Regions from separate parts of the Mus musculus genome. Here all the other regions are linked to region 2. The links are chromatin loops, found by intact Hi-C in ENCODE. Cell type or tissue: heart. All regions are shown on one strand. Links, peaks and the distances in the headings refer to the core of each region. The heading gives the core; the rest is flanking DNA.

The links. A loop is a pair of places that touch in the nucleus more often than their neighbours do. Peaks named below come from ENCODE experiments on the same cell type or tissue, not always from the same donor. Only the 100,000 strongest peaks of a DNase experiment are listed, where the experiment ranks them.
Region 1: a loop joins it to region 2, with 2.4 times the contacts of the local background. A loop is called at or near these places in 7 of 42 quality-filtered maps.
Region 3: it touches region 2 in a loop (2.9-fold over the local background); 2 of 42 quality-filtered maps call a loop at or near these places.

What each region holds. Positions count from the first base shown.
Region 1 is chr2:161,086,956-161,094,933 of GRCm38, forward strand. The region is part of intron 1 of Chd6 (chromodomain helicase DNA binding protein 6); the gene reads right to left. Among named protein-coding and RNA genes, the nearest start is that of Chd6, 18 kb to the right of the region's middle. In heart, for the core only: a CTCF peak has its summit at 3,456 (motif pointing right); no DNase peak of the experiment used is centred there.
Region 2 is chr2:161,174,039-161,182,016 of GRCm38, forward strand. No RefSeq gene overlaps it. Among named protein-coding and RNA genes, the nearest start is that of Chd6, 69 kb to the left of the region's middle. In heart, for the core only: a CTCF peak has its summit at 3,929; a DNase peak (open chromatin) is centred at 3,893; H3K4me3 peaks cover 1,200 bases; H3K27ac peaks cover 743 bases.
Region 3 is chr2:161,044,333-161,052,310 of GRCm38, forward strand. The region is part of intron 3 of Chd6 (chromodomain helicase DNA binding protein 6); the gene reads right to left. Among named protein-coding and RNA genes, the nearest start is that of Chd6, 61 kb to the right of the region's middle. In heart, for the core only: no CTCF peak of the experiment used is centred there; no DNase peak of the experiment used is centred there.

The DNA of each region.
Region 1 (7,978 bases), core at 931-5,930, 87 kb before region 2:
ACCAAGAATTTCAGTTGCATACAAATAAAAACTTGACATTCACTTAGGTTCACTCATCTAAGTCAGGTTAGTGCTGCTGAAAGCTGTCTGCCATAAAGTCTGTGCTCTGTGGTCTGACAATGAGACCCAGGCTGAAGGGACTATAACTATTATCTCTTCATGGGGACTACCATGGCACTGATTTAAGGACAAACCTACGGGAGAAGTACACCACATACCTCTGACTTATCTCATCCACCACAGCAGTAAATCAAATGTACAGGCCTAAAATCAAGCAGGAAACTACTCCAAAAGAATGTTAAGAATAGAATTTGATCTACTATATCACACCCACCACTTTTCAAAGCTAGCCAGGTTTAATCCCTGCTCCTTGTAACCGAAAGACTCAAACTACATTGTAGTGATTAAGACTCCCTGAACTAACTCCTACTTCCTGATATGATATTGTTTGGACTCTCATCTATCTTTCTCCCCTGAAAATACAGGATATGAGCTATAAATTATCAATGTAAAAGGTAAAACAAACAAAATAACAAAAACTAACACAAAAAACCTTATAACTAAAATGGTAGTAGGGGGATAAACCAAGCAAGGACTTCCACCAGAAAGCTGCTCTGAACACTCTGTCAGGAGAGTCATCAGTCTCCTGTACTGTGATGAGTCAGAGGACACCCAAGTTCAGTGCTGTTGAGAACATAAAGCACCTTTATGGTAAAAACAAACAAGACTACTATTCTGAGTGGGATTCTCTATTTAGGTTTTTTCTTTCTTTTTTTAAATTAATTAATTAATTGATTAATTTTATGTGAGTACACCAGAAGAGGGCATCAGATCCCATTACAGATGGTTGTGAGCCACCATGTGGTTGCTGGGAATTGAACTCAGGACCTCTGGAAGAGCAGTCAGTGCCCCTTCTCTCTAGCACCCTCTATTTAGTTTTTAAACAAGAAAAAAAAGTCATGTACGTCCCTCCACACCCAAGAGAAAAGGAGGATAAAGTCAAAGTGAGGCAGAGGGTAGAACAAAATGCCTGAAAATAAAACAGAACAATCCAGAAAGCTAAGGTAATTTTCCAGGAGACAAGGAAGTTTACGGTCTTAAACAGAGACTTTTGAGAAAGACATTTTGTTTCTTTAAAGAAAAAGTAATATTCTCAGTACATTTTTGAAGTATGATCTATTCCAAACAACGAGCTTATTCCTTTCTAAAAGAATCAGCAAAGACTCACTGAGCCCTGTTAAAGAAATATTAATCAATCCTCAATAAACTGCCAAGCAAATTATAAACACAAAAAATACATATAAACACAAAGAGCAATTACAATTACTTTGGACTGTTGGTTCAAAGACTTTAAAATAATCTAAACCCAGACTGTCCTGGCAAAAAATCTAATTCAGAGCTAACTAAGCTGTAATTAAGAGAATGCAGAGGCAATGGCACAGCTTGGGCATGAGAGGGTTGCCGCACTAGAACACCTGTGGGCCATCATTTCCCAAGAGTACCCAACCTGAGCCAACACAGCATATTAAGCTCTCGAAGGTTCTCAGAAGCTGCAAAGTTCTAATTCCAAAAGAATTTCCTATCAGTGCCTGTGGGTAAACAAAAACGATTATTGCTCATGCTTGGGCACCTAAAGCCTCTCTCCTGTTACCAGGGAACTTAGGGAGTTACAAACAACTCAAGCAGAGTCCCTTTATCTTCAATGGAAACAACTTTAAGAAGTGACTATGTAAAAGTTTTGCATATCCTTATTTCTTTTACTAAAAAAGTATTGCCTTAGAGGTAGCAGAAACCCCCTTACTCCTAAACCTCTCTTTGTGGCAACTAAAACTCAAAAATCAAAATAACTTAGAATCCTATAGAAATGTTTTCTTACCCCAAGGAGTATGTGGGCCGAGACGATCTGCTTTAATTGTGTATTCAATGTCTTCATAAGGTGAATGCCAGACTGTGTAACACTGCCCAAAAGGGTTTCAATGGTGAAAGAAGGGGGTACGATGTGCTGGCTCAAACAGACTGATAGTGAAGTTAGGAAATTACCTCACTTGTGGTGCCCACCAGCCTTCATGCTTCTCTTCTCAGGGTACTGAGGGTTTGTGTGGATAGTCCTGAGCCACTAGGAACTCTGAGATGATGGTTAAGAGTGCGACCAGCATCAGCGCCCAGGTGCACACAGACTGGCCACAACACTGCTCTCTTCTCGCCTCTCCTTTAGCCTCCAAGAGTCTGTCTCCTCACGGCAGGTTCTGATACATCATCCCCAAAATGCCTAAGTTGAAATCCTAGGCCCCAGAACTTCATTGTGTGATAGTCAGTATTAAAGAGACAATGCTAAATGTTAAATCCATTTATGTTAAAATGGATCAGTGGGTCCATCCAAATCCAATCTAATCCTTATAAAAAGATGACAGGTTCTCAACAGACACGAACAAGGAAAAGACCATGAGAAGACAAACAAAAACAGCTCTCACTCAAGCTGAGACTTCCTAAGAAAGCAACCCTGCCAACACACACCTTGATCTCAGACATCAAAGCAGTCAGAAGTATGAGGTACCCAGCCTGTGGCATTTTGTTATAGCATCCTTGGCAAAGTGATGCAATGAAGAATGTATTTGGTATAAAATCCAGTCGATGAGAGAAGAAATGCTAACATATCCAATCTTAGGGGATTTTTAAAGCATTAATGGAATATCAAGACATCTCCATTTTTGGAGGGAAAAATGTTCACAGCTTAGCCTTATCTTGTCCACCACAACAGCACTTCCAGAACCCCATCCTTTGCTCCAGTGACAACCCATATTAACATCCATTCTTTGCTTCTCCACTGTGTATATTCAGGGCCACTGGTTTGTTTTGGTTTGGTTTTTGGGGTGTTTTTTTTGTTGTTGTTTTTCGAGACAGGGCTTCTCTGTATAGCCCTGGTTGTCCGGGAACTCACTTTGTAGACCAGGCTGGCCTCAAACTCAGAAATCCACCTGCCTCTGCCTCCCAAGTGCTGGGATTAAAGGCATACGCCACCACGCCCGGCTTTCAGGGCCATATTTGAGGCTGCCTATGCTCCAGTGTAAGCAAAGGACAAACTTAAATACTAATGCTTTCTTCAAAAATTCTTCCTAATGTGACATTTCTGGCATTCTTATAATTCAACTCAATCTAAAATTGAATCACTTACTCTAGGTCCCTGGACACCTCACTGCTTCGTAGATTCTACCTGTACATGAGGTATATTACCTTTGGACAACCTGGGAAATTTCTCCTGTGAGACACACACACACACACAAAATTCCTCCTGTGACACACACACACACACACACCTCCAGAGAGTCTTCTGAAAACCATTTTTATGACTGAAAGTTGGTCAACAATTCATTGCTGTAACTCTTTGTAGAATGACATCGCTCTCCTCAGTTACACTACTACTGAGACATATGATATAAGCATTTCAAAACACTAGGGGGCGATATGGAACTTTAACAAATGTAAGCATTGGCTACGCCAAATATAAAGGTACACACCTTTAATCCCAGTATGTAGTAGGTTAGACAGTGAATTCAAGGCCAGACTGGAAACACTGAAAGAAGACTCAAAAAAAAAGAAAGAAAGAAAGAAAGAAAGAAAGAAAAGAAAAGAAAAGAAAAGAAAAGAAAAGAAAAGAAAAGAAAAGAAAAGAAAAGAAAAGAAAAGAAAAGAAAAGAAAAGAAAAGAAAAGAGGCAAAACAAACAAAATCCCAATAATATCAAGGTGGCATCAAGATCAGGTGGATACCTACAATTTGTTCCATGGAAATTGGAACAGAAGTGATTCCACTTTGGCTAGAATGTAGCTCAATCATTTTAAAGAATACTGAAAAGTAAGGTCATCCCTAGAGTCAGCATCCAGTTGCAAAGTCCTAATTCCAAGTGGTATCTATGTATGGTTCTCTAGGAAAATGCAGGAAAACCCAGTGAGGGTCAAGCAGGAGCAACTGTGACAGTCAAGGCTCACGACAGCTGCTTCTGTGGTAACTGTGGCCATAAACAAGCTGTTACCTCCTGGTGTCTGAGCTCCTTCCCTGAGAAAATGGAGGTAGAAACAAAACCTGTACTCTAACATGCTTAGTGCTGGTATCCTCAAGCACTTGGAAAAAAAAAGGTTTGCTCTTTATTTTACGACTCTGGGATGGGAAATGAAGGCCTTGGTTTTATCTGGTTCTACGCCTGCCTTTCTGGCACTGGGGCCAGACCCAGCCCGTCTTTCTACAACTGGACTTCTTGTTGCACAACCGAGTTCTCCTGGCATGCTCTAGGGAAGGTTTTTTTTTCCTCCCAATAAAACACCTCTTCTATGGACCCACTTTTTTCCATTCTCTTAAATGAAAACATTATTATTTTTCTTATATCATTCCCTCAGTGTCCTCTCTCTTGTCAACAGAACAAGGACAACGTAAAGTTGTAATAATGATGGCAAAATCAGCCTAATATACAAGTCCTGTGATGGCCAATCCTGACTGCCAGCTTGACTGGCGATTGGTGCAATACATTCTCCGTGTCTCTATAAGGAGTCTTGAGATGAGAAGACTCCATGAAGGCTCTGATGTAACTACTGGATTAATCCCTTGATGGATTTGTAAACCAATGGCATTACTGCCAGGTGATAAAAAGTAGAAGATATGACACAGTGAAAAGGAAGCAGGTCACAAGGGATGTGTCCCTGTGTACTCCCAACCTCTCAAAATGTGAGCTAAGACAATCCCTCGTGTCTCCCCTACCCGCTGCTTTTAGGAAGGAAAGGATGTGCTGCTGGCACGGAAGCTACAGAACAAAAGCCCCCTTCACCCAAGCACTAGTGCCTGCCAACTGGAGCAGCTTTATAAGGGGGTCTTTAAAAACAAAACACAACAAAATAAAATTCTATAGGGCCGGGAGATGGTCTCGTCAAGGACCTGAGTTTGGATCCCCAATACCCATGTAAAAAGTTGGGCATGGCAGCATCTGCCTATAATCCCAGCACTGGGGAACAAAGACTGGAAGAGCCTGGGGCTGTCCTGGTCACTTAGTGAGCCAGCAGTGTGAGTGCCAGGTTCAGTGAGAGACCTTGTCTCAAACATAAGGTAGAGGTATTAAGGAAACATGCAACAGCGATCTCTGGCCTCAATATGCACATGGAAACACAAGCGAAAGCTCTCTCGAACTCTCCCTTGTCATGAGTTCCCATACTACACAGCACATAATAAGTGAAACTGCCAGTTTATTCAAACTGAAGGTGTGTGCTGAAACTTTTGACCACCGACAATACTAAGAACAGTGGTTCAAGGTCAGGTTCCTGCCCTCCCTTCCCTTCTGGTAAAGACAAATGATCTGTAGAGCAGCTATGCCTGCCCAATAGTATTCTTCCTGATAGTTTTCATACTCTAGATTGGACCATAATCAGCATTTAAGTTAAAACCTGTATACAATTTGAAAGTGAGTTTTATACTATGCATACTTTAATAAAACTACTTTCAAGAGCTGGAGAACATATAGCCCAGAATGTATCATACAAATAGGAGGAATAAACAGTATCAATCTTTGCATTGGGTGGTGAGATGACTTAGAATTCAAAATATTTGCCACATAAATCTGACTTTCAGAACTCATGTAAGATGGAGGAGACAGGCATCCACAAGGCTGCCCTCTAAGCTCTACACATTGGCCATGGCATGTGCTCTTCCCCCACAATACAAGTTTTAAGAGAAACATGGTGGGTGTAACAGTGTATTTATTGATGTAAGTGTGGTCAATAGGTTACAAGCCTTAGCTTCAGTGGTCGGATGTAAAGAGCTTCTAAGTGGTGGAAAAGACAGCAGACTCTGGTCAGTTCAATCTGCAGCTTTTCACGACTCCAGCTTAATTTAAGCCGACACTCTGCCAGGGGCAACAGAGAGGGAAACACCAGTTCCTGAGGATGAAAAGATCTCATCCATACGTATCAAGGGAAAAACACACAGATATAGTGAACCTATGGCATTACATTTTCAAGAAGGCACAAAAGCCAAAAACATGGTCTAAAAAAGTACCCTGGGAAAGAAAATGAAGAGGAAAAACTTAAATGCCCACAATGTGGAAATGGCATGGCTGGTAAGGCACTGCCTGCCATGTGTGTGCACACATGTGGGAGTCCATGTGTCTGTGTGCACATGCACATGTGTGTGTAGACTAGGGGATAGGGGACTAGGAAGGGCAAGGTCTTCAGGTATAGGTCAGGTCTGGACAAATTCCATACTTCATTCCAACCTCAGGTCTAACAGTCTAGCCACTTTCTAGTTTTTATGGAAAGATGCTGAGCTTGGTTGTGCTTAAGGGACAGGAGAATGGAGCTGCTTTGTATGAACGGAATTAAAGTTTGTATCAGAGAGGAAACAGGAAGTAAGATACAGGCTTACAGTCATTGAGATTTAAAACAAGAAGGAAAAAAGTCTCTTTCACAAGTATAAAACTACGTAATACAAAGGAATATTTTGAAGCGGATAAAAAAGATAAAAATTTAAAAATAAAAACAATAAAACTCCATAAACTATGTATCAAAAACAGGCCATGATAATCAGTGGTCTTCAAGAAGTAGTGGAAAGCTGGGCTGGAGAGATGGCTTAGCAGGTAAGGGCATTTGTTGTTCTTGCAGAGGACCCAAGTTCAGTTCCCAGCATTCACATGAGTGCCCACAACCATCTGTAACTCTAGTTCCAGGGATCCAATGTCCTCTTCTGACTTCTGCAGGCACCAGGAATGCACACAGTGTACATACATACATATACATACATACATACATACATACATACATACATACAAAACACTCATACACATAAAATAAGTCTTTTTTAAAAAAGGTGGAAAACTTCTCATTTCTAATGAGGACTTAAGAGTCAGCTATGAAAATCTTTCCCCAAAATCTTGATAATACTGCATTTTTTAAAGTTAGGTACACAGGTGATTCAATAGTTTTAATCCGAAACTGGAAAATAACTTAAAACAAAGCCTCTCCCTGTCTCAGGAAGACCTGAACAAACAAGTGTGTATGAGATCTAAGTTTCCACTTGAGAATTTTGTCTCCATTTTCTAAAGTTAATTCTTGGCCTGCAGCAGGGAGTATGGAAAGACAGAAACAAGAAAGGAAGAGGAGAAAGCTAAACCAGACCATTTTCCATGACAAATCTTTGTTTCCACTTCTGAAATCCTAGGATACCAGATTAAACTAATCACTACTGAATGTTAAGAACACATGACACCTTAACACAATGCAAGACACCTAACTGGACCCTAATGGGGGGGTGGGAGGGGCTAGAAGGAGACACCATAAAAAACCACCGTGGAGAGAGTTTCAATAGGGACTGCCTATTTGGTAAATGCTGATATAGCAGCCCTACAGGAGCTTTCCAGGACAGACGGAAACCTTCAGTGGTGAACTACATGACAGTGTATCCAAGTAACTCATGTGGCAGAACAAAACAAAGACAGAGATCGCTCACAGAAGCTGCGGCCCAGACTAAGGTGTATTTTTCCACCTCAAAAGATCCAGATTAAAAGTGGGTCTTCCCACTTCAAATGATTTAATTAAGGAAAAAAAAAAAATCCCTCACAGATATATCCAGCCTGTTGGCTTTTAGTTAACTCCAGATGCAGTTAAATTGACAACCAAGAATAGCCATGACAAGTACTATTTTGAACATTTTGTATCTTTAAAAACAAAAAAGGGGGCATATAAATGCCTTCAAGTATAAACTTGTTTTTAATTCTCCATGCTCCAATTCTACGCTAGAATGAAGAAGACAAATCTGGTCCCAAGTGCTTCATTTAACTACTACCACATCACAATTTATGTGGCAAAGAGAATATTTTACATGTAAAAGCCAAGTCCACATCTATAGCACATTCACAAACCCCTAGGAAGAAGACAGCTATCAGAGTCGAGGTGTTGTCTAGTAACCATACTGGCCACAGGCTGGACAGCTTTTCTGTATCTTAA
Region 2 (7,978 bases), core at 994-5,993:
CCTTTCTCCTCCTCCTCCTCCTCCTCCTCCTCCTCCTCCTCCTCCTCCTCCTCCTCCTCCTCCTCCTCCTCTTCCTCCTCCTCCTCCTCCTCCTCCTCCTCCTCCTCCTCCTCCTCCTCCTCCTCCTCCTCCTCCTCCTCCTCCTCTTCTTCTTCTTCTTCTTCTTCTTCTTCTTCTTCTTCTTCTTCGTTTTAAATTAGATTATAATAATTACACAAAATAATGGGTTTCATGACATTTTCATGCAGATGTATAATATACTTTCATCATTTTCAACCCCAACTCTACTCTCTTGTTAAAGCTTTGCTTCTTGAAGTAAGAATGGACAGCAGTCCATTCTTGTATGCAACCTGTGTTCTTTTTTTTTGTTTTGTTTTGTTTTTTCAAGACAGTGTTTTTCTGTATAGCCCTGACTGTCCTGGAACTCACTTTGTAGACCAGGCTGGCCTTGAACTCAGAAATCCACCTGCCTCTGCCTCCCGAGTGCTGGGATTAAAGGCGTGCTCCACCACGCCTGGCCTGGGTTCTTTTTAACTTTATTGATTTATTTATCTTTTTTGAGACAGGGTTTCTTTGTGTAGTTCTGGTTGTCTGGAACTCACTCTGTAGAACAGGTTGTACTCAGAGACCTGCCTGCCTCTGCTTAAGTGCTGGGATTGAAAGAGAGTGTCATATGCCTGGCTACATCTTGTATTCTTACTGTTCAGGAATGTGGAAGTGAAGGAAAGAGGAAAGAGGAACTGGAAAATAGAGTATAGGAGATATCTATATATCTATATATCATTACACTCACAGTTGACCTTTTAAACTAAACATTATAACTACTCAAGGAAAAGTCAATACTATAAAGCAAATATAAAGTTTGAGCAAAGGAGTAAAATGTACCCTACTCCTTTGAAAATTCCGTTTTTAGATGCTTTATTTTTGTACTATTCAAAATATGGTGCTCAGACAAGTGTGGGTTGATGAATTGGACTGCCATGAACTAAATATAAAATTGAGCCTGAGTGTTTTGGAACTTGCACTCCAATTCTAGAGTGATTTTTAAATTTAGGTTGGGTCTACTAATTTAAACGTGGGGCTATATATATAATATTTTTCTAGAAATATTTATTTTGGTTTTCAAAAATGTTTGTATGTAATGAATTGATACAACTTAAAAAAAAATCAACTGATTGTGTACAAATAGCTTGAGGTGCTGTCTTCAGGTTTTATTGGTGAAGAGACACCATGATCATGGCAACTCTTATACAGGAAAATATTTAATGGGGGCTTGCTTACAGTTTTAGTCCTTCGTCATCATGGAGAGAAGGATAGCAGCATGCAGGCAGTCTTAGTGCTGGAGAAGGAGCTGAGAGTCCTATATTTTGGGCCCAACTTGAGCATATGAAAGCATGTCTCCACAGTGACACACTTCCTTCAACAAGGCCACACCTCCTCCAATAAAGCTGTACCTATTTAAATAAGGCCACACCTCCTAATGCTGCCTTATGGACCTATGGGGGCTATTATTATTCAAACCACCACAAGTCCATTATTCTATTTTATTCAAAATTGATGTCTATGTGATTTACTTTTCTATGATGTATAGATTTCCTTATTCTTTGGGAATGTTGAGCTCAACTACTAAAATATTAATTTTGTGTGGGATTCCAAAATTGTTCTGGTTTGTTCCGGATATTGCCTTGTATATATAAAGATCTGGCTATTCTCTGCATGCGTTTCCCCCAGAGACCTGTGTAAATGTAGTTGTAATTTCCTGTTCTTGAACAACTTGCCTTTAAATTTAGAATCAGATGGTACAGCTACATGTAGAGGGGCAATAAATTAGAATGCATTCAGAGCAACGCCTCTTGTGATTAACTACTAACTCACCACTTTATTCTGCTTTCTTAATTATATAAAATATCACATGATGTAGGAAAGTGATATAGAAATGCTTAAAGACATTTGAGAGTCTTTAAATATTTTCTCTTTGTATGATAAGCAGGCTTCATGCTTCAGGGGAATGCGAGTTACACATTAATAAAACATCATCATCGTATGAACAAAAGGAAGCTAATCTTGTCTCCAGTGCTTGGCAGCATACTTCCTGAGAAGTTTCAGGCTGTGTAGTCACCATCATTGCTTTATAGCCTGTATGACTGCGGTGGCCCAGTCTGCTTGGGAGTCAGGCACTACAGAGGTGGTGCAGTCGGGGATTCTAATATGCTTGAGACTATCAGTTGGGATGTCTTTTTAGGCTCAAGGAAGAAAAGAAACTTCTTTTTAAACATTAAAATTTGAAGTTGGATTACGTATTGATACACCTGCCACTAATCAAGGGAATTTGGGGAGGGGGGCTAAAATCCTTTAATTTTATAAAAATCTGGGGGGAAAAAAACCATTGCTCATGCTTGGCTTTTCATCAGAAACAACCATTCTCTATCATCACGCTTTGGAAGAGGCCTCACCCCTCCTCCCCATCCCCCAAACTCATCTGTTTCAATGTATCATTCGGGAGTCGGCTGCTTTTCTCTCCGTTTCTTGTTTCTCTATGTATGTTGTGTTTCTTTTAAACTTTAATATTTTTTCTCATCTCACCCAGTTTCCAGTCTAGTTTTACTTTGTTCTGTCTTTCCTTCCCGTGCCTTTAGAGGACAAATGTGAAGTGTAAGATGTGATGGAAGTCAGCAAAGACAGGGTTTCCACAGCCTGTGTTACTATGGTTCTCAGCAGCCGCTCTCTCCGTTCACATTTACCTTCCTTCCATCACAGTGACCACCAACAGATGCATGAAGTAAGGTTTTTAAAAATCTCTCCAACCTGGTTGGTTTAGCACAGTATCTTATTGTGTCCTGGTTTACATTTTCCTGGTGATAAAATGGTCACTTCATTTCTTCTTCTGTGACTTATCCTTTACTTAATTTCCCCCTCAGTTTTAATTACTGATTTATAACTTATTTACCTGCCCACTGTACTCTGGGACATTGGTTTCAGTGTTATCAACATGTTAGATTAGGTACTGCACTTTCTGCACGAGGAAAACCTAGCCTACTCAAGTCAGGTTATTGTACTACTAGGTGTTTGGCGTTCCAAAAAGGTATTGAGGTATGCACGGATTCCTAAGATCTAGGCAGACTAAGGGGCAAAATCCAAGAGGAAACTGATAAATGTAATGGATTTAGGCCTTTCACTTTTGTGAAGTCAGTCACACACAGTCATGGGTAAGACTAAATGGTAAAGTGAGAACAGGTAGTGGAAAAGTTCCCGAAGACAAGGCGATCTGGTAGACCATTAATGGCTTCTTCACTAACGTTATAAAGCAATTAGAGCGTCTCCATAGCTGCTACATAGGCAGCAGCTGTTAAAACAGCACGAGGAGGTCCTATAGAGTCTGTAAATTATGGAGAGTCGGGACTAGAGAGACTATGCAAATGCGGAATGGCCGAGGAGCTGAGGAGGCCGATCTAGAAGTCCAGTCTAGGCACTGGTGGATGCCACTTGCTCTGAGCCCAGGATCTACTTACACTCACAGTCAGGTAACAGCAGACGGCGGAGATCATGTGATTCAACCTAACCCACCTCTGTTTTTAAAAGCGCATTCCCCGGATTCCTAGAAATCGTTTTGAAAACTACATTTCCCAGAAGAGCTTGCGGCTTTTAGTTCCTCTAGAGGCGAGCAGTGCGTGGTTTCCTCAGAGCCTTTAGGAGCATGATAGACTGTGAAGAAGAGTAAACTGTTTTTTATTAAAACATCTCACTTTTAAGCAGGGGAAACAAGCTGGAGCCTTTGCTCAGAACCAATTTGCCTCGAGGCCCCCTGGGAAATGTAGTAACTAACGTTGGCTTGTAGTTCTGTTGCGCCCTGGTCTTTTTGCTGCAGCAGGCAGAGGCAAGAATCACTGCAAAAGATTGGTGGTTGTCCACGCTGGTTCCTCCCTTCCGCCAGAAGGCGCTGTGGAAGAACATCTGCGGGTAGAGACAGGATGTCCCAGAGCAGGGGTTTTCCTTCTATCCATTAATCTTGAGCGTCCCCAGGCTTGGGTTTCTAGTAATCACCTTTTAGAGAGACTTACTAAGAAATAGAAAAACTGTGTAAAATGAGCAAATAATGGCCCTAAGTTACGCCCGCAACACTTGCTGTTCTTGGGAAGCGCTGTGCACATGAGATGGGGAGAAGTCATTTTAAAGTAAAGAATTGCAGTAGGCAGTAACTCCCGCTGTATTGGAGAGGTGGCTTGTCTTTCAGATAGGTATCCCTTGGGTGTTGTCCCCAGCCCCCCAGGCTTGGAAAACCTCCATTCTGCCAAGCTGCAGCCGTGTGGTTCTCAGTTTTCTGAGGGATGAATAAAGAGTTATTGGCCTGCCCAAGCTAGACAGAAGTACAGTTAGAACTCCGCACTCTCTGAACTAATCTGGCCTCATACCTGCCCAAGGAGCTATCTTTTCTCATTGTGTTGGCTGGCACATTGTTATTTTGAGCCTTGATTTTCCTAGCTGTACTGGCTCATTTATTAAGTACTTATTGAAAATGTAACCATGCTGTCAGGTATTGTGGCGGTGCCTGGGACAACGCTGAATGACCTCATCTACATGGAATTTACAGTCTAATGGAGAAGGCAGACACCACATAATATAAATAAGAAAAATTAAATATGATAAGAAAGAAGTAGGATGCTTTAGGAGAGAATAGTGGAAGACATGCATTAGGTTGAGATCAGAGAGGGAAATTACTTGATCTGAAACTTGAAGGCTGAGAGAATGGGAGGTTTTTATTTTTATCTTATTTTATAAAAAATATTTTAATGGCAGGGTTTCTCTGTGTAGCCTTGGCTATCCTGGAACTCACTCTGTTGATTAGGCTGACCTTGAACTCACAGAGATCCAATTGCCTCTGCCTCCCAGTGCTGGGATTAAAGGTGTGTACCAGCACACTGGGCTGAGAATGGAAATTCTTAAGTAGCCAACAAAGGAGTAGTCCAGGCAGAAGGAACACAAGTGCAACCTGAGCCAGCAAAGAGTTTGATGGTTTGCTGTGACTCACAGGAATCCATTGAGACTGGAGCAGTGAGTAGGCTAAGACTAGAATAAGCAGAAGCTGGCCTCCGTCTCTCCATCCTTGCCTGTTGATGGTTAATGCCTTCAGATGTGCCTGTGAGGGAGTTCCTAGATTGGTGTAACTGAGGTATAAAGATCCAGCCTTAATGTGGGCTGCACCATGGAGGTGACTGTGGTCCTGAGCCACGTAGAGAGGGAACATGAGGTGAACACCAGCATTCATCTTTGCTTCTTGACGGCAGATGCAACTCACACTCTTCATCTTGAACCTTCCCTGCCACCATGGACTGTACCCTCAAACTGTGAGCCCAAACCAACCTTTCCTTCTTCCTTAAGTCACCTTTTGTCAGGTATTTTGTTAGAGCGATGAAGAAGCAAACAACCTATTGCCTCTTCTAAACTAGACAGAGACATTCTCAACACTCACCATGACGGTTACAGTTTCAGTGTGGAGTATCCCCAGAGGGCTCGTCTGTTAAAGGCTTATTTCTCAGTTAATAGAATTTAAGGAAGGAGCTACATCCCCAGAGCTCTGACTAACCAGTGGTTTAATCCCTTGATTAAGAATACAACATTACCGAGACGTGGTTGAAACTGGCGGGTGAGTCTGATTTGAGACAGGTCCTCAGGGGCAAGTTCTTGGGAGTTATATCTCACCTCTGACTCTTCCTAGGCCTCTCTCTGCTCCTCAGACACTATGAGGCAAGCATCTCTGCTCCCTCATGTCTTTCTCCATGATGCTCTGCTTCACCCCAGGCCTGGAAGCATGGAGTCAGCTGACCGCAGCCGGAGCTTTCTTTTTTTTTTTTAAGATTTATTTATTTTATGCATATGAGTACACTGTAGCTGTCTTCAGACACCCCAGAAGAGGGCATCGGATCCCATTACAAATGGTTGTGAGCCACCATGTGGTTGCTGGGAATTGAACTCAGGACCTCTGGAAGAGCAGTCAGTGCTCTTAACCACTGAGCCATCTCTCCAGCCCCTCATCTTTTTCTTTTACATTGTTTCAAGTCTGTGTGAAACTTTGTAACAAAACATTGTCGAACACAATGATTTTACTGCTTCTTTAGAGACTCTTTGACCCTTACATATTTTATTTTAGATTCCTTGGCTTGTGCCTTTTAAATCACTGATGGGCAAGCCCTCCCCTCTCCTGCTTGCTATTCACACTTCAATTCAGTCGTTATGTCTTGGCTTAACTATCACCTCGCTGTGCCCTTCTCCCTGTAGGTTCTCAATTGACTTATCATCCTTCCACTATATAATTACTGGTTTGTACACTGATCTCTCCCACGAGGAGGCAACGGATGTCTCCTTTCAGGGATGTGTTTTCTGTCTCTGTGAGATGCAGAATATAAGCTAGACAGTTGGAATTTTTGCAACAAAAATCCATTGAGAGAAAGAGTGGAATAGTTAACCACATCTTTCACCTGGCCCTTGATGAGAGGGTGACTTGTGGTTTCTGTCCACAGCAGGTTAGAGATTGGTATCTTAAAGAGCAAGGAGGTGGGGTGGCCTCAGTGGTGTAGCTCAGTGGTAGATTGCTTAGGCATCTTGATAAGACCTGGCCTCCATTTTTCATGAACACAAAACAACAAAAGGAAGGCTGGAGCGATAGCTCAGTGGTTAAGAACACTGACTGCTCTTCCAGAGGTCCTGAGTTCAATATCCAGCAAGCACATGGTGGCTCACAACCATCCGTAATGGGATCTGATGCCTTCTTCTGGTGTGTCTGAAGACAGCTACAGTGTAATCATATAAAACAAATAAATGAATCATTAAAAAAAAAAAACAACAACAACAAAAAGAAAAGCAAAAGGGTGAAAACAGAAGAGTCACTTTCACCATGAGTCAGATACTGTCTCATCTTCTGTCTTATGTAATTCATCTAACAATTGTAGGGCTTAGCTCCTTTTTGCTGGATAGAAAGCTAGTATCTACTTGTGTACCCAAAGACTACCCAAATAGTAATTGGGAACATAGAACAGGACTCTAGGTCTATCCGGACAAGGGTTAAACCTTACAATGTTACCTGTGTTCCTCTTGCTCTCATTTGGACATTTTTTAGGCAGAACAGAAACCTGAAAGTTTAAAGACTGAATTTCAGATGCTGTCAGTCTTTGCTGTGTCCCTGGACATCACTCCTGGAACAATCATGTAGCACCTCTGTCACTTTCAGAAGAAATTCAGTGACTCAAATCGGTCTCTGTTTCTGTCCGTATGTGAAACACCCAGAATGTCTGATAGAACCTAAGAGGCGGCACGTCCTGGAAAGAACATTCTAGTGCTGTTTCATGAACCTCTGAGATGACTGACAAGTTCTGTCTCCGTGCTCTATGGCATGGGAAGATCTGAAAGCCCTACGTAAGACAGCATCTCTAACTCTTCAATAGTTTCTGACCTCCACGTGTTTCTAAGACATTTAACCAGAGAAATCAGACTTGTTGGCTAGGTCTTCAAAAGCCACCCCCACCCCCTCCCCTGCCCATCCTAGGTCCAAAGTATGGTCAGCTATAGTTTAAGCTGGGTGGAAGAACACACACACACACACACACACACACACACACACACGGAACGGAATGTATGTGGCTCAGGAGATGGCCAGTGCACATTTGTGACTGCGTCTCTACTATCCTACCTGGACCCTGGCCCAGAGCAATTGCTGGGTTAACCCGGCAGATGAATGAATTGATCTTTTCTGTCTCATAGGCTGAGGCCCTCCCATTTACTACAGTTGGCCTCTAGAGTCTCTCCTGCACACTTTGAACTGATGAGTCTCAGCCAGTCAGTGAAGCTTCATGAAACCGGGGCTCCGTAACCGGCTCTTCAATTTTGACATGTTGGGATTGCGTGTGAAGGGACAGCGGTGGAGCCAGTGAGTAACTCTTTGCTGTTTTATGGGATGATATGATTGATTTTGAAATTTTGTGTGTAA
Region 3 (7,978 bases), core at 931-5,930, 130 kb before region 2:
ATTTGAGGTACTGAAGAGTATATCTATCAAAGCACATTATTTCAAGTAGTTCCTCATCCCATTTAAAATATTAAAACCGTCCAGGCAGTGATGGTGCAGTGAAAACTGTTGCCTTAGCGGGCAAGAATGAGCTACAATCATTAAACCAAGGACAGCTCCTGACCCTGGTCACAGCATCCATTGACAAGCAGAAGTTACGGACTCCAGCACGGGACCATTATTCCACTGTAGAAACAGCTCCTAAGAATCTCAACCCAGCATCCCCCCAGGCTTTGATACTCCCACAAGTATGCTGCCAAAATACAGACACTACCCTGAAATGGCTCATTTGCACATTTCATTCAACTTTCATAGTACCCACATTTAATTCCATCTATAAATAGAGAACAGATTTGGCACAGAAAATAAGGACACTGGTTAAAAGGCACTTGTTTTGGGTACAGATGCAATCTGCTGTAGACAAAATCGAGCCAGATCTGTGCTGTCTTGGAGGCTTTAACTGTTAAATCTGCACCAATGAAACAAAGACCAGCATAAGTTGGAAATAATATAATCAAAACTGAACAGAATCACAAACGTCTAAGATGAAGATGCAGTGTTTTAACAATTAAAAGCAACTAAAAATAGAAAACTTAGTTTACAGAAGGGTTTCTCTTGTACAGCGAAGGCAGTTCTATGCACTGCATCCTGCTTCCGACAACAACCCAACTCAGACCTTTCACCAGTCAGTCACGCTTGACTGTTTAAGCAATAGCTCCTGAAATCTTGATAAGGAAATCACTAAATTCAGATCTTCATATAACTTAGCCTCTCGGTACTCAATGTATTTTGTTGTTGTTGAATTTTTAATTTGGGAACTGTTAAAAAGTGCCATGTTTTACTATGTAACTCGGGCTAGCCTGGCAATCCTCCTGCCTCAGCCTCCAAGGCCTAGAGTTACAGGCATAACCATAATGCCTAGATTCAGATGCTGATGCTTTAAATTTTCATAAACTGCTTTCTGAGAGTTCCTTATTCATATGTCACACGACAGTTGGTGCAGTGGTATTTAAGCTATCTCCAAAGTCTGTATTGTTACAGTCCTGGGGTTCCACGCTTTCTAGGAGAAACCAACACAGATGAGAAGGCAAAACTTTTAAAGTGTTACTAAGCTTACAAAAATCTGCTCTAGGTTGACAAAGCAAAACAAATTGGGAGAAAGGCTGAAGCAGAGAATGGGGGCTAAGCAAAACAACCACAACACCTCCTCTTTTTTAGCTTTTTATACTTAGCTAATGTTAAATACATAAATGTATGCCTGATCCCCACAGCCCACCATGATGAAATTTCATTTGGGAGTACAATTTTCAAAGGATAGTTAAAGAATCTGCTACACTTTTAGGACTACAATTTTCTTAGGGCTCCTCTTAAGAAATGATCTCTGGAATGTAGTCAGAGAATTCCTTTTCTTAAGACGCTATCCCAGCTTTCCCTAGACACAGCAAAATCTGAGAGCAGGAGAAAAAGGTGGACAGTCCTCTCCGTGGGCCAGCACACTGATTAATTTCTTGCTTTTCAAGGATAAAGAGAGACACTCGGAGGTGAGAACACACACTTTGCAAGCATGATGATCTGGCTTTGAAGCCCCAGAACTCACAGAGAAAGGCAGGCATGGCTGTGCATACCTTTAACTCCAGCATTTGGGGACAGAGAAAGGGGGCCTAAAAGGCCAGATAGAGTTCAGTGAGATAACCTCCACCTCAAGTCAACACGGCAGGGAATGATAAAGGAAGACATTTGTCATTCCACTCTAGTCTCCACGTATGTGTGCACAGGTATGTGTACTTGGGACACTCAAGGACATATACAACATGCACACACACACACACACACACACACAGAGAGAGAGAGAGAGAGAGAGAGAGAGAGAGAGAGAGAGAGAGAGAGAGAGAGAGAAATGAGTCATTCTGACATGCAAAATTTCAAAGCTAGGCTCTTGCCTTAACCAACAACAGATTCATATCCAAGTTTCTACTAGTAACCTCTAACTTGGTGTGATGGTTTCTATACTTGGGCCAGGAAGTGGCACTATTAAGTAGTGTGACCTTAATACCCTCATCCTAGCTGCCTGGAAGCCAGTATTCTACTAGCAGCCTTCAGATGAAGATGTAGAACTCTCAGCTCCTCCTGCACCATGCCTGCCTGGATGCTGCCATGTTCCCACCTTGATGAAAATGGACTAAACCTCTGAACCTGTAAGCCAGCCCCAATTAAATGTTGTCCTTATAAGAGTTGCCTTGGTCATGGTGTCTGTTCACAGCAGTAAAACCCAAACTAAGACAGAAGTTGGTACTGGGACTGGGGTATTGCTGTGATAGGCCTGACCATGCTTTTGTTTGGAAGAATGTGAATTTTGCAACTTTGGATTTGGAAAGCAGTTGAATGCTTTAAATGGTGCTTAATGGAAATCTCAGAAGAGACTTTGAAATTTGGACTTTTAACTTTGTTGAGACTGCTATAGACTATGGGGGACTAAGTTGGACTAAAATGTATTTTGCATTATGGAATGTTTAGGTATGGTCCCCATAGACTCATGTATTTGAACAAGCCTATGGGGGCCAGGAAGTGGCACTATTAAGTGGTGTGGCCTTGTTGAAGTAGGTGTGTCACTATGGGCGTGGGTTTAATACCTTAGTTCTAGCTGCCTAGAAGCCAGTCTTCCACTAGCAGCCTTCAGATAAAGATGTAGAACTCTCAGCTCCTCCTGCACCATGCCTGCCTGGATGCTGCCATGTTCACACGTTGAAGATAATGGACTGAACCTCTGAACCTGTAAGCCAGCCCCAGTTAAATGTTGTCCTTATAAGAGTTGCCTTGGTCATGGTGTTTGTTCACAGCAGTAAAACCCCAACTAAGACACTGAGTCTTAAAGCCTGGTCTCTTGTTCAGGAGCAGACAATCTAAAGAGCTACACACAAAGTCTTCAGGTACTCACTTCCTTTGTATTGAGTAGGAATCCCAGAAAACTAGAACACTGGACAAGTTGTGCTTTACAGAAAGAAGCAGACATCTTCAAGAGGAAGTCTCTTAGGAAAAAGAAAGTTCACAGGCACATGAAGATAAATGTAAGATGCAAAAGCTGCCATTAAGAACAGCAGCACCTATTATACCATGAACTGTTCTCTAAAGAAACCTTTCTCAATTGCTAAAATCTGGCTTCCCCCAAGGAACTGGAGATCTCTCATCAATTTCATGATTCCACAGGATCCAACAGCTTTTTTCATATGTGTTTACATATGTATAGCACTGTGTGTAAAATTGTACACACATACCTGTTATGTTTCCTTACAAAAGTAATCTTAATCCTCCTTGGGATAAAAGTACAATAATAATAATATTATTATTAATAATAATAATATAAGCAAGTTATAGTAAATGAAATTTTAAGTTCAGAGTCAATGACAAAGCCAAACAACTTCTTGGAGGGATTTGTCTTGCTTAGGCTTTATATCCTTAAGGGGGTCAACAAAACACTCAAAACAATCTGGAGAAAGGAGGAAAATATTGTTTAAAGACAGCTTTCCCTACTCTGGAGTTTTGGATTCTTATCCTGAAAGCTCTAAATATAAATCACTATTAATATCAACCTTTAAAAAGGTTGGTAGATACTGCAGTCACTATTTAGCTCCAGGACACACTCAATTGTTGCTTTCTGCCTCTCAAAGCAAATGAAATCATTAAAAAAAAAGAGTTGGAATCATTTTATTCCGTCAAAGAAGACCACTGAGTATGCAAGGTCTGTGGAAAAGGGGCTAATTCCTACAAATTTTTTTGATAAGGGATCTTCTACTTTCCTTTTTGACCTTAGTCATGGAAACCTGAAGATCTGAGAATGAGGTGCATCAGTCTGTTGTCCTGGACAACTCACTTATCTTTTATTATTATTTCTTAAACATTTTATTTTTTAAATTATGTGTATGGTCTGTGCATTTGAGCACAAGTGCCCAAGGATGAAAGAAGAGGCTCCATATCCCCTGGAGCCTGACTTACAAGCAGCTGTGAACTGTCTGACATGGATGCTAGGAACGGACCCAGCATCCCCTGAAAGTATAGAGTATGAGCTTTTAACCTCTGACCTATCTCTTTATTTCAGAACTATCTTTAATTATAAAGCAGAAACACCACCAAATATTAACGAGTTCATAGGTATCCTATATAAATCTTATTTTGATGGAGAAGTGTTCTTGAATATGATTAAATTCAGTATGTAGAATACTGTGCTTGTGTCTTACAAATTTCTTGGTGATCAGCCCCAAGGGAATAAAGGACATAAAGAGATGGTGGCCCTGATCTCAGGCTTTTAACTTTCACTGAGGAGACAAGCAAACCATACTTATACCAAAACCAAAGCTAGCCACTGAGAGGGCCTGCTACAGAGTCAATATGCAAGACAAAAAATTGGGGAGGCCTGAGTTTACAATGTATACTGGGAAAGAGTTCAGACAAACCACTTCTTTGTGGGGCTCCAGTTCCAAGAATGCAGTATGAGAGGATTGAACTAGATCCCATTCAGTCTTCTGGGATCTAAAGCCTGTAATTTATAATGGAAGCTCTAAGTGCCACAGAAGTTCAGAAGGGGACACACAAGCACATTCATTTTGGGGAAGCTCCAGGGAAAAGCTGGGTTTTGCATTCAGACTTGAAGATTGGAAACAAGTCAGGATATTTGGGGGAAAGGGACATTATGGCTGATACAGCAAGAACAATCTACAAGAAAAACAGGTACTCTAAAGGGTTAATGAAAACAATCTAGCTGGCTGGCAGATTGTTTCCAGGATTAAAGAAGGGAGGGGTCAGACCTCCAAATTTTCAAATAAGGGAAAAAAAAAAAAAAGAAAACAAGTTTGCTCTGAAGTTTGCTCTGTGACAACCAGAAGTTTCTATGCAAACATAAACAGACTGAAATGAAATCCTCTCTTCTTCTTCTTCTATTTTCATGAGAAAACATGCTTTACTTTTCAAAAGGGTACAATACTGGAAACACACTTTTTTACCTGAAGACCTACCTGACCCCTGATTACAACCACAAGGCAATGTGAGTTCTTTGACTCAGTTTAATCAATCATAAAGCCGATTGCTGCATGTCCATCTTTGTTGGCTATTCCTCAGCTGATTTGGAATCAAGACAGGAAAAAGGGTTTGATTTAACACTACCATTACTGACTGTCAGCATAAATGAGGCACGAGCAACGCTTCACACAGAGTGGCTGGGTTGCAGTAGTAAGAAGGCCTGAAGGAGAAGAGGCCGAAAGTCTATAAATCAGTCGCCAGGCTCCTGCAGTAATCCAGGCAAGCAGTGAATCATTTATAACCATCAAGTATTACCCAGGGTTAAAATCAGTAACTGCTCGAATAAAAATAAGTACTTGAGCCAATTTCCAAAAGTAAATCACACACATCATAATTATTAACTTTTGTTTCTTTGTTTTTTGAGACAGGGCTTCTCTGTGTAGCTCTGGCTGTCCTGGAACTCACTCTGTAGATCAGGCTGGCCTCGAACTCACAGAAATTCACCCACCTCTCCTCCTGAGGGCTGGGATTAAAAGCATGTACCACCACTACTCAGCTAAAGAAAAAAATTTCAATATGTTGTCATAACTAAGAACTGGTTGACTGGAATTATTAAGGGAACTGAAATAATTTTACAGAGAAAGAAGAGGAGAGGAGAGGAGAGGGGAGGGGAGGGGAGGGGAAGGGAGGGGAGGGAGAGGGAGAGAGAAAGTGGGGAGGAGAAGGAGGGAGAGAGAGAGAAGGGGAGGGAGGGAGGGAGAGGAAGAGGAGAGGAGAGGAAAGAGAAGAGAAATCAAAGGTTCAAAGCCCTCTCTGGGCTACACAAAAGAGTATCAGTACAAGTTAATGGCCTACAGCCCTAAAGAACAGACAAAGCCTGGGTCCCTATTTCTAAAGAGGTGGTCACCCTTATCTACCTGCCATTCTCCTACCAAGGGACATCTCTTGGATTTCTAAAGCTCAAGACTTCACTGTCCTCCATGTTAACAGCCTGCAAAAGGACAAGAACATCTCCAACCCACTCATTTATTCAGTTTAATTACATCAAAACCACACTCTTTTCATTTAATGCTGTAAGGTCTTCATTAATCAGAATCTTGATTTTGATACAACAGTTGATATTCAATTTTGTTTCGTGAAACAACTCCCTATTTTCCTAAAATAGAATTTATAATTTATGTTTACATATTATTAACTTGTTTGATATCTTATATAATGTCAATATGAACTTTAAGGAGCAGTCATAAAAATGTCAATATAAGAGCCCACCAGAATATGGGTGAATTTAGGTAAGTACTCTGTGTCCTCCAAGTCAGAGGACAGTTTTCCAAGTCACCCCAATTCTCAAACACTCGCAAGTCACTGTGGTTTTCTGTTAAGACTAAAATAAGTAACTCTACTAATCTGACTTTCCTTCTTCAAACATTCCTTTACCTTTAAAAAAAAAAAAAAAAAAAGTAAGCTCCCCAAAACAACATACAAGGGAAATGATTGGCAGAAGCAAAAATTACCATACCATCCTAACTATGTATTGGCGATCAGAGTATCCTTCCAATGTTAAATGAGAACTAAAGCCTCTAAGATTTTCATTAGTCTGGATACCGATTTTACCTGCCCTTCTAAGGTGGACAGTATTTTATAGCTACTCTGTCAGCTCTTGGATAGATAAAAATGAAATCCCGGGGGGAGTGAATATTATATATATAATACAATATTTAAGCTTAGATTAAGAATTACCCGTCGGGTCCTGACAAACTGTCCTTCCGAAGAGGAAACCAGTCACAAAGCAAACTTGAAGTTGCACTTAAAATCCTTTCTAAAACATACCTCCGTGTTCTGACCCGAGACAGACAGATAAGTGACAGCCTCATTATGCGTGTTCTCAGCATTCACATCAACCCCTAAGACTTCATGGTCTGACAGGAAAGAGAGACAGACACCTTGCCTCTATATTCACACTTCAGAAACTTGAGTTCTTTGAGTTAAGGCATATACATTCTTTTTTAATTTTTTTCAGAAAGTCTAAATACAACGCTATGCAGAAGTAACTGTATACAGACAGCAAATATTAACTCCTGTGTGAGGAGTGCGGCTGCTGCACGTTCTCTCCTGCTATGCACTATATGGTGAGTCTATGCCTAGGCCTCTGACCTACACAAGTCATATGGTCTTCTCTGGCCTCATTTATTCAGCACTGCTTCAGCAGCTATGAAGAGTTATGGACTGTGCCAGACACTGAACTAGAAAATTAGATCAGAAATGGCCTTGCAATACAGTGTAGAGCCTGGGAGGAAACTCGTGTGTAGAGTTCTGTCTGCTCGTACCACTGACTCCTGGGGCTGTGTCCTCTGCTTCTGTGCCACTGCTGTCTACGTGTCCTTGCTTTCTGATCCAGGGTGTCCTATGCAATACACTTTAGACAAGTTAACATTTAAACTCTGTTGTTGCTGTAGTTTATTTCATTTGTTTTTTTGGAGACAGGGTTTCTATGTGTAGCCATGACTGTCATGTAACTCACTCTGTAACCAGGCTGGCTTCAAACTCAACAGATCAGCTTCCCAAGTGCTGGGACTAAAGACATGTGTCACTACTGCCTGGCTTAAATTCTTTTAAATACAAACTGAATACAAAGAAATTACATGGCCAGGAAGTAAAATAGGGTTCATTTTTGGTTGACTGCTAACAGGACATAAAGAACACAAACACACCATATGAAGAATGCTAAATATTAGGAACATAGACTAAAAAGGACCACTGGAATCTGAAGAAGGTTAGCAATTCTTGGAATTTCCTAAAAGCAAAGTGTTTTTGAAGTGTGATTTTGGAAATCAGAATTAGAAAATAATTAGAAATTAGATAATACCACCTGCCATCAATGCCAGAAGTTATGTAAATAAGGTATACAGCTTGGGCCAGCACAGGTATAGTC